Regions from separate parts of the Homo sapiens genome. Here regions 1 and 2 are each linked to region 3. The links are chromatin loops, found by intact Hi-C in ENCODE. Cell type or tissue: PC-3. All regions are shown on one strand.

Evidence for each region. A loop is a pair of places that touch in the nucleus more often than their neighbours do. Peaks named below come from ENCODE experiments on the same cell type or tissue, not always from the same donor. Only the 100,000 strongest peaks of a DNase experiment are listed, where the experiment ranks them.
Region 1: it touches region 3 in a loop (26-fold over the local background); 20 of 110 quality-filtered maps call a loop at or near these places.
Region 2: it touches region 3 in a loop (9-fold over the local background); 4 of 110 quality-filtered maps call a loop at or near these places.

Annotation. Positions count from the first base shown.
Region 1 is chr9:105,900,216-105,902,715 of GRCh38, reverse strand. No RefSeq gene overlaps it. Among named protein-coding and RNA genes, the nearest start is that of TMEM38B, 210 kb to the right of the region's middle. In PC-3, CTCF peaks have their summits at 853 and 1,055 (motif pointing left); a DNase peak (open chromatin) is centred at 1,035.
Region 2 is chr9:106,431,420-106,433,919 of GRCh38, reverse strand. All of the region lies in intron 3 of LOC107987108 (a long non-coding RNA gene), which reads right to left. Among named protein-coding and RNA genes, the nearest start is that of MIR8081, 170 kb to the left of the region's middle. In PC-3, no CTCF peak of the experiment used is centred here; a DNase peak (open chromatin) is centred at 1,099; H3K27ac peaks cover 1,053 bases.
Region 3 is chr9:106,861,660-106,864,159 of GRCh38, reverse strand. It overlaps ZNF462 (zinc finger protein 462), which reads right to left and starts at 994. Exons shown (of 13, transcript NM_021224.6): 1 at 805-994. In PC-3, CTCF peaks have their summits at 1,046 and 1,245 (motif pointing right); no DNase peak of the experiment used is centred here; H3K4me3 peaks cover 2,500 bases; H3K27ac peaks cover 2,500 bases.

The DNA.
Region 1 (2,500 bases), 960 kb after region 3:
GCTCTATAGCGGTTTAATCTGGGCCCCTTCTCTGGAGCCTCACCTCTCTCAGACTTCCTCCAACCCAACCAGAGCAGCTCTGGTCCAAACTCAGCTTCAAGTACCACCATCTCTTTCCAGTTGCCCTCTACCACCTCGACTGCCCTTACTTAGGCACCCCACCTCCCAGATGCTCCAGGCACTGCCCACCAAGGCTCCAAACCATGGAGTCACCAGTGAGTGTCCACCCTGGCTCAGCCCTCTGCGAGGCACCAAAGATCCGGAAACAAGCCATCCAGGGGCCTGTCTGCTCACAGCCATTCATGGGGACTAAACCAGGCAGAGTGGACTAACGGAGCTCTCTGGCATTCTGGTGGCTCTCAGGTGCATGTGGTCAAATCCAACTGAGTCCTTGGTTTTCTTTTCAAGCCTTCCTGACTATCCTGAGGCCATACAGTCACAATTAATAAAGATTGCCTGTCTTTGTGTACTTGGTTGCTGTCTTTATGAGATATGGATGATAGCATTGCCCCCCTTCCAAGAAAGGGAAATGCCATCTGTCTCTCTTGCTTGGCCTCAGTGCCACTTCAAGCAGGGGTCAGCAAGTATCCCTGGGCACTGTCTTCTGCCCCTTCTGTGGCCCAGATGGAACAGTCCTCATCCTCAGACCACACTCCTCCCCAGCCTCAGCACAGGCATAGGGCTTGCCTATGTGCCTGCTGCCTGCCTTGGTCTGGGCCAGTATCTCTCTGCAAGAGCCTTGCACAGAGCCAGGAACACCACAGGTGTTCAGCAGCCCTATGTAAAGGTAAGCCCTGACACTTTCAGGACCTTAGGCAGGTCAGAATTGCCTTCCTTAAGCCCAGGATTGCCCCCTGGCTACTGGCTTTGCTTCTCCTCTGTGTGGCAAGAGGGTGGAATCTCAGGTAAACAGAGCCTCAGGGGTAAAGTCCCAAGAGGCTAGAGCAGTGGAGAACGCTCTGGACTTCCTAACCTCAGGGATTCTCAGGAAAGAGAGGGAGGCAGGAACACACTGACCCCTTCCCCAGAGCCCAGCACACGGTGCTCAGGGGCCACCTGCTGGCAGTCAGGGGCATGTGTGACTCTGGGGGTGGGGCTGCTTAGGCCCAAGGCTTCTGCAGAGACACACACGGAGCACATGGATACATGATGTGCACGCATGCACACATACCTACTTTCCACATATCCAAGCATGTATGTGCACACATGGAAAAATGCATGCACATACAGACCTGAGCCCAAGCATGCCAAGCACATGGACATAATGCCATTACATGTGAACTCATAAGCATGCACTTGCAGACAGCCCTGGGTACACAGGTACATGTACACAATTGCATATATATGTGAGCCTGAGCCCTGGCTGAGACCTTCTCCCCTATGATCTCTTTACAAATCCCTTCCTCCCATATATTACCTGGGGAAAGACAGAAGCCACATGGCCTCTGCCCCCTACCCTCCTCTTCTGAGGAGACAGGTATTGCTCAGTCCGTGGCTTAGCTATCAAGAAGACCCCCTCATGGGGTCTCAGCTCCACCTAAGCAGAGGACTAACCTATCTGCACTTTCTCCTCATCTGCGGCTTATGGTGCATGGGGCAGAGGTGGGCTTTGACAGCATGAAGACACAGACCTGAGGACCTTGGTTGACAGTAATTTCTATATAAGGAATGGCTGCCCACTAAGTGCCACAAGGTAGGCAATAGCAGCAAAAGTGTGGAATCTAGAAAGGTGGGAGGTGATTCCCTTGAACCCTCTGGGAAGCTGAAGCTGTAGGCTGACATCTCCAAAACAGTGTTCAAGGGCTGATAGAGCCTCAGAAACCCAGGTTCAAGGATGAGGAAGGAAACTAATATTTATTGAATGCCTACTCTGTGCAGGCATTGTTCCTGTGTTTTCTCATTCCATCCTTACTTCCCTAAAAGGTAAGGAGTATTATTAGTCTTCATAACCCCTCATAACAATCTATCACCAAGTCTCATTCTTTTCTTTCTTAATAACCCTCAGATTTTTCCACTGGTGCACCACCAAGTCTGAACCTCCATTAGCTCTTGCCTGGGCACTGGCACAGCCTCCTACCTGGATGCACTTCTTGTCCCATCCAATCTACTCTTCATAATTCTAACAGACTGGTTTTAACAACATGAAACTAAGATTCCTTTAATGGCATCAATGACTTCTTGTTCTAAGGCCAAGATCAAAATCTTAATCTCTGCTTTGCACATCCTCACTTACCTCTCTAGGCTCATTGGCACCACTTACCCCTCATGTGCAGATTCTCTGTGGCCGCCTGGCTGGAGACTGCCCGAGACTGCCTAAGACTAAGAGTTCCCAGGGGGAGGGGCAGCCACCATCACTGTGGCTGCTTGCTGACTAAGATGACAGCTCCCTGGGAGAGGAGTGGCAGCCATCACTGCAGCTCCAGTCTGCCGTTTTTCCCTGCTGGTGCCAAGGAAACTGGGTAGTTTGGACCCAGGAGGAATTCCCCATAGTGCAGCACAG
Region 2 (2,500 bases), 430 kb after region 3:
CCACCAGCATCCAATACTTCTTTCTTCTTGAGATTTTCTCGTACCTTAGCCTCTGTCACATCACAATCTCCTTTTTTCTCCTTTGCTTCTGCTTCTCATTTCCTTTGCTGACTCCTCTTCACATTGGGGTTCTTCTAATTTCTTCTTATCTTATCCTACATTTCCCTAGGTGAGTTCATCCACTCTCATGACTTTGTATAGTCTTTCTATATTTCAAGTTATTCAGAATTAAATTTTCAGCCCGTCTCTTGTGAACTACAGAGTCAGATAATCGAATTATTAACAAATACCCTAAATGTGATGCCCCATGAGCATCTCAGCCATGACATGGCCCAAACTTAATTCTTGAAGTATGACTTTTTCTTTCCCAAATATTTTCCTCTTTCAGTGTCATCCCTCTAATTAAATGGCATCATTATCTACCCTGTTGCTCAGGACAGAACCCTAGGTGTCACCCCTGATATCTCCTCTACATCCTAGTCCAAGCCACCATTATCTCTCACCTAAATTACTGGGATATCTTTCAGACCTATCTCTCCAGGGTTACTACTGTTCCCTTCCCAGTCATTTTCTACACAATGACTAGATATTTAAAACAAACACACACACACGTACACAAACACACAATTTAATCATGCCACTCTTTGTTTAAAACCCACAAACAATTTTTCTTGCACTGAAGAGCTAATGCAAATTTAACTTGGCTTTCAAGACCCACCATAATTTGAGACATGACTATCTGGTCTCTTTCTGTGACACTCTTGTCTCCATATCTTAACCAAGGAATTTTTCTTTCGGTTCCTCAAAAATGTTTGCTATCACCTCACACTCCTTTGGCACCTTATCCATGTTCTTTCTACTTCTTGAACTACTACTTACTGTTTGCTAGTGAATGTCTATCATATCACTCTCCAAGATAGCATCTATTTCTTTCTTTATTGTCTCTTCCCTCCCACTAAAATGTAAGCCCCACACAGCAGGGATGTTGACTGTTTACTCACTGTTTCATACTCAGCACTTAGGAGAGTCTCCGGCACAGAGTATTCAGTCAATGAATATTTACTTAATGATTAATTAGCTACTCATCAGACTGCTGACTTGGTTAGTGTTATTATATCATAGGCTCTTGTGCCACCTACTTCCCTGTAGCATCTATCACAGTCATAATTCTACATTTACTCATGATGGCAATAGTGGTTATAACTGAGCAGGATTTTGAAGGATGAATGAAGTATTGACCCTTATAGCTATCAATTATCTACTAAAAGAGAAAGTGGGGGGCATACTAGGATGGATCTTCTTTTAGGTTCTTTTGAGCTGTAGAATTCTAGGTCTAGGTCATTCAGGATTCAAGATGCAATAGGTACTTAGCCACTGAGGAGTGCCAGAGGACAGAGGAGTGAGCAATGAGAACTATGTCAGGAACAAGGAGCTTGTTTTGTGATTTTAAAGGTTAGTGTTAGCTGTGTGACATTTGCCTTTCTGTGCCACAGTAGCTCCTTCACTAAAACTAAAGAAAATAACACCTCGCTGAGATTAGCAATAGAATCTGGGAATTTATCTACTTTTTAGATACTTTTCCATCTACTATCCATCCATCCTTTCCATTCAATATTTATGCAATTAACAGTCACTATTCATCACTGAACCAGACACTGTGTGTGCTAGGCACAAGAGACTCAAAGATCCATGAAGTCAAATACCCAATCATATAAGTAGATAGCTATTTATAATTCAATATTTTAAGGATATGATAGAAATGTGTGCACCACTCTGAGACTAGTATGATCAGGGAAGGTTTCTAAAAGAGGTAAGAACTGAGTCTTGAGAAAAATGGGGTAATATTAACTGGGAGGCAAGATTGAGACAGACATTTTAGATGTGTGTGTGTGTGTGTGAGAGAGAGGCGGGGGGGTGGGGGGCAAGAGGAAAACAATATAAGCAGGAAGTGAGTGCAGGACCTGCAAAGCCACTGTTGCTGGAGTGTAAACGGTAAAGTGGGGACTGATGAGAGATGAAGCTGGAAAATTAGTCTGAGGCTAGGTCATGGTAAGTCTTGAGTGGTTTGGACTTTATCCTCTAGATAATTGGAAACATTGAGGTTTCTAAGCAGGAAAGGGAGGATGACATGGTTGCATTTATTTTGTAGAAATGGCACTCTGGTAGCTGCATGGTATTTGAAATGGATACAGATAAGATGGGAAGTAAAGTGGGGACCTACCTGTTCACTCTACATACCCTTAGCCATCTTTTCATTGTGTGCCTCTGGCTGCATATACAGAGTCATGCAATCCGAGATTTGAGTTGGAGCCTTAGAGATCATCTTTCCCACCCTGATTCAAATCTAGAATCCCCCTGCCAAGTCCTGGCCAAATGGTTCCTATACGCATGCACACAAACTTGCCCGTTATTGTACTGCACGGCAGACAGCTCTCTGGGCATGCAGACATTGGCAATTGCCCGTGGTTTTATTTCCCCAGGTACCTGGTGTAACACAGCC
Region 3 (2,500 bases):
AGCCACCCCCCGACACATCCCGACCCCGCATCCCAACTTCGGGGAGAGGGAGAGAGAGAGAGAGAGAGAGAGAGAGAGAGAGAGAGAGAGAGAGAGAGAGAGAGAGAGAGAGAGAGAGAGCCAAATACCTGAGGAAGAGGGGGGCTGCCAATCCGCACGGCTTTGCCATCGGGCGGGGGACAGGCAGACAGAAGGGGGAAAGGAAGGAGAGGGACAGAGAAAGAAAGAGGTCAACCCGCTCAGGTCGGGGCCGCTCGCACGGAGCTCTCCCTCCTCTGACCCTCGCTCGCTCCCTCTGGCTCTCGGCTCAGGTCTCCGGCCTCCCGCCCTCCGCCCCCCTCTGTCCCTACTCCTGTCCCCACACTCGGAGCATCCGTCCTAAGCCTCCAGCTCTCTTCTCACTCATCTTTCATTTTCTCTTCTCTTCATAGAACTACACGAAATTAATTAAGCCACCGCGCTCACTCCCCCCAGCAGGAGCAGCAGCCAGCAGGAAAAGCACAGCCACCTCCACTGCCACCACTACCACCTTCTCCTCCTCTTCCTCCTCCTCCTCTTCCTCCCTCGCTTCTCCTCCTCCTCTTCCTCCTCCCCCTCCTGCTCTCCCTCCTCCCCCTCCTCCTCTTCTCTCTCGCTTCTTCTCCTCTTCCAACAGCCAGTCCATGCAGGGGACTTCCTCTCCTCCCCGCTCCTCCAACCCTCCTTGGCCGAATGAATGAGCGCGTTTGTGCCTCCACCACCCCGCGCTCTCTTCCCCGGAGCACTCGGACCACCCCGAGGTGGTTGTTAATTGCAGTAACTTACAGAAGAAGCGTCCCGGCGCCGGGAGGTGCTTCGGGTTCTCCAGCCCCACCGCCTCCTTATCCTCTTTCTCTTTCTCCTCTTCCTGCTCGGGTTATTGTTGTGGAAGTTGTTTGGGAGTCTCATGTGCTTCTGCCGGGTCTCAGCAATGGAGGATCGCCATCTTCCCTGCCTTCCTCGGCTCCTCAGACTCGCTGCAGCTGCAGATGACCTGAGATATCCGTCTCTCTCCCTCTCTCTCTCTCTCCCTCCCTCCCTCTCCCTCTCACTCTCTCTCTCCCCTCTCTCTCCTCTTCTCTCTCCTCTCCTCCCTCTCCCTCGCGCGCTCTCTCTCTCTCCCTCCCTCTGTGTCTCTCTCTGAATAATGAGCAACCAGGGGGAGAGAGAAAGCAAGACAGAAAGAGAGAAGGAAGACAATCTTCTCCTGCCACACAAAACGCCGGAGCACCAGGGGGTGCGCGAAGCCTTTCTAATAACAACAACAACGTGCAGCAGAGAGGAAGGAAAAAAAGAAAGAAAGAAAGAAATGAGGAAAAAGGCTAGGGGAAAAAAGAGGAAGAATTATCCAAGAGCTCGAGAAGAGCAGAAGGAGAAGCTGGAGGAGATGCTGAGGCTGCTGCTGCTGTTCCCCCTCCCCCCTGCTGAACCCCAGAAGGAGGCAAGGTGGTTGCAAAGTTAAGGCTGGGACATTGTCTTTGTCACTCAGAGCCAGGCCAGTGAGATGCAAGAGGAGGAGGTGGCGGCGGCAGAGGAGGAGGAGGTGGTGGTGGAGGAGGGGGAGGAAGAGGAGGAGAAGGAGGCAAAGGAGAAGGAGGCAAAGGAGAAGGAGAAGGGGAAGAGGGAGATGAGATGATGAATAAAGACCTGCGGAGAAGGCGGTGCGAGGAGCGCGGCCGCCGGGCCGAGGCGTGCGCGCTCGCGTCCCGGTGGCGCCCGGCAGCCCTGGCCCGCAGAGGAAGCCCCCGGTGAGGACCCTGCCCGGCAGCTCATAGCGCTCCCAACGTCAGCCCTGCCCGAGGCGCCGAGCCCGAGCCCCAGAGGGTCCCTTACTTGCATCCATCTAGAGGCCAACCTTTGCAAAGAACATACGTGGGGAACTGGAGGTTGCAAGTATAAACCCAGATCAACCACGTGGGGCTTTTTAATCCCTTTCCAGCTTGCGGTGTGAGTATTTCCAGTGAAAAGCTCAAATTGTCCATTACTGGCACGTATTTTGAAGTCTTCTCTCCTGAAATAAAGGCTCATTGTGCGTTTTATTTCTTTCCTGATATGGAAGGTGGGGGGGTGGAGGAGGAAAAGAGCCCATCATTCCGAGCTTCGGAACCACCACTTTCTTTTCCTAACTTGTGAAATGTTTTGACTGCGCACCAAAAGAAAAAAAGAACGCCTGCTTAAATAACTTTACACCCTCCAGCCCCGCGTTGTTTGCACTTTCTGGCTGATCATCTAAAGGCTCGGAAAGTAACAATCAGCGCTCTTAATGATAAGGTGTCATGGTGTTGAAGACACGCGAGCCAAGATGAAGCTTTCACACCTTGAATTTTTATTTAGTGTAATCTCTCCCGTATCATTCTGAACTATCTCTTTTGCAAAGGAGTGGTTCCCCCCCTCCACCACCAGGTCGAAAGTCTCCTACGGTTTTAATTGGACTGGGAGCGGTGGGGGTTGGGGATGGGGGTTCTACAGTATCAAAAAAATC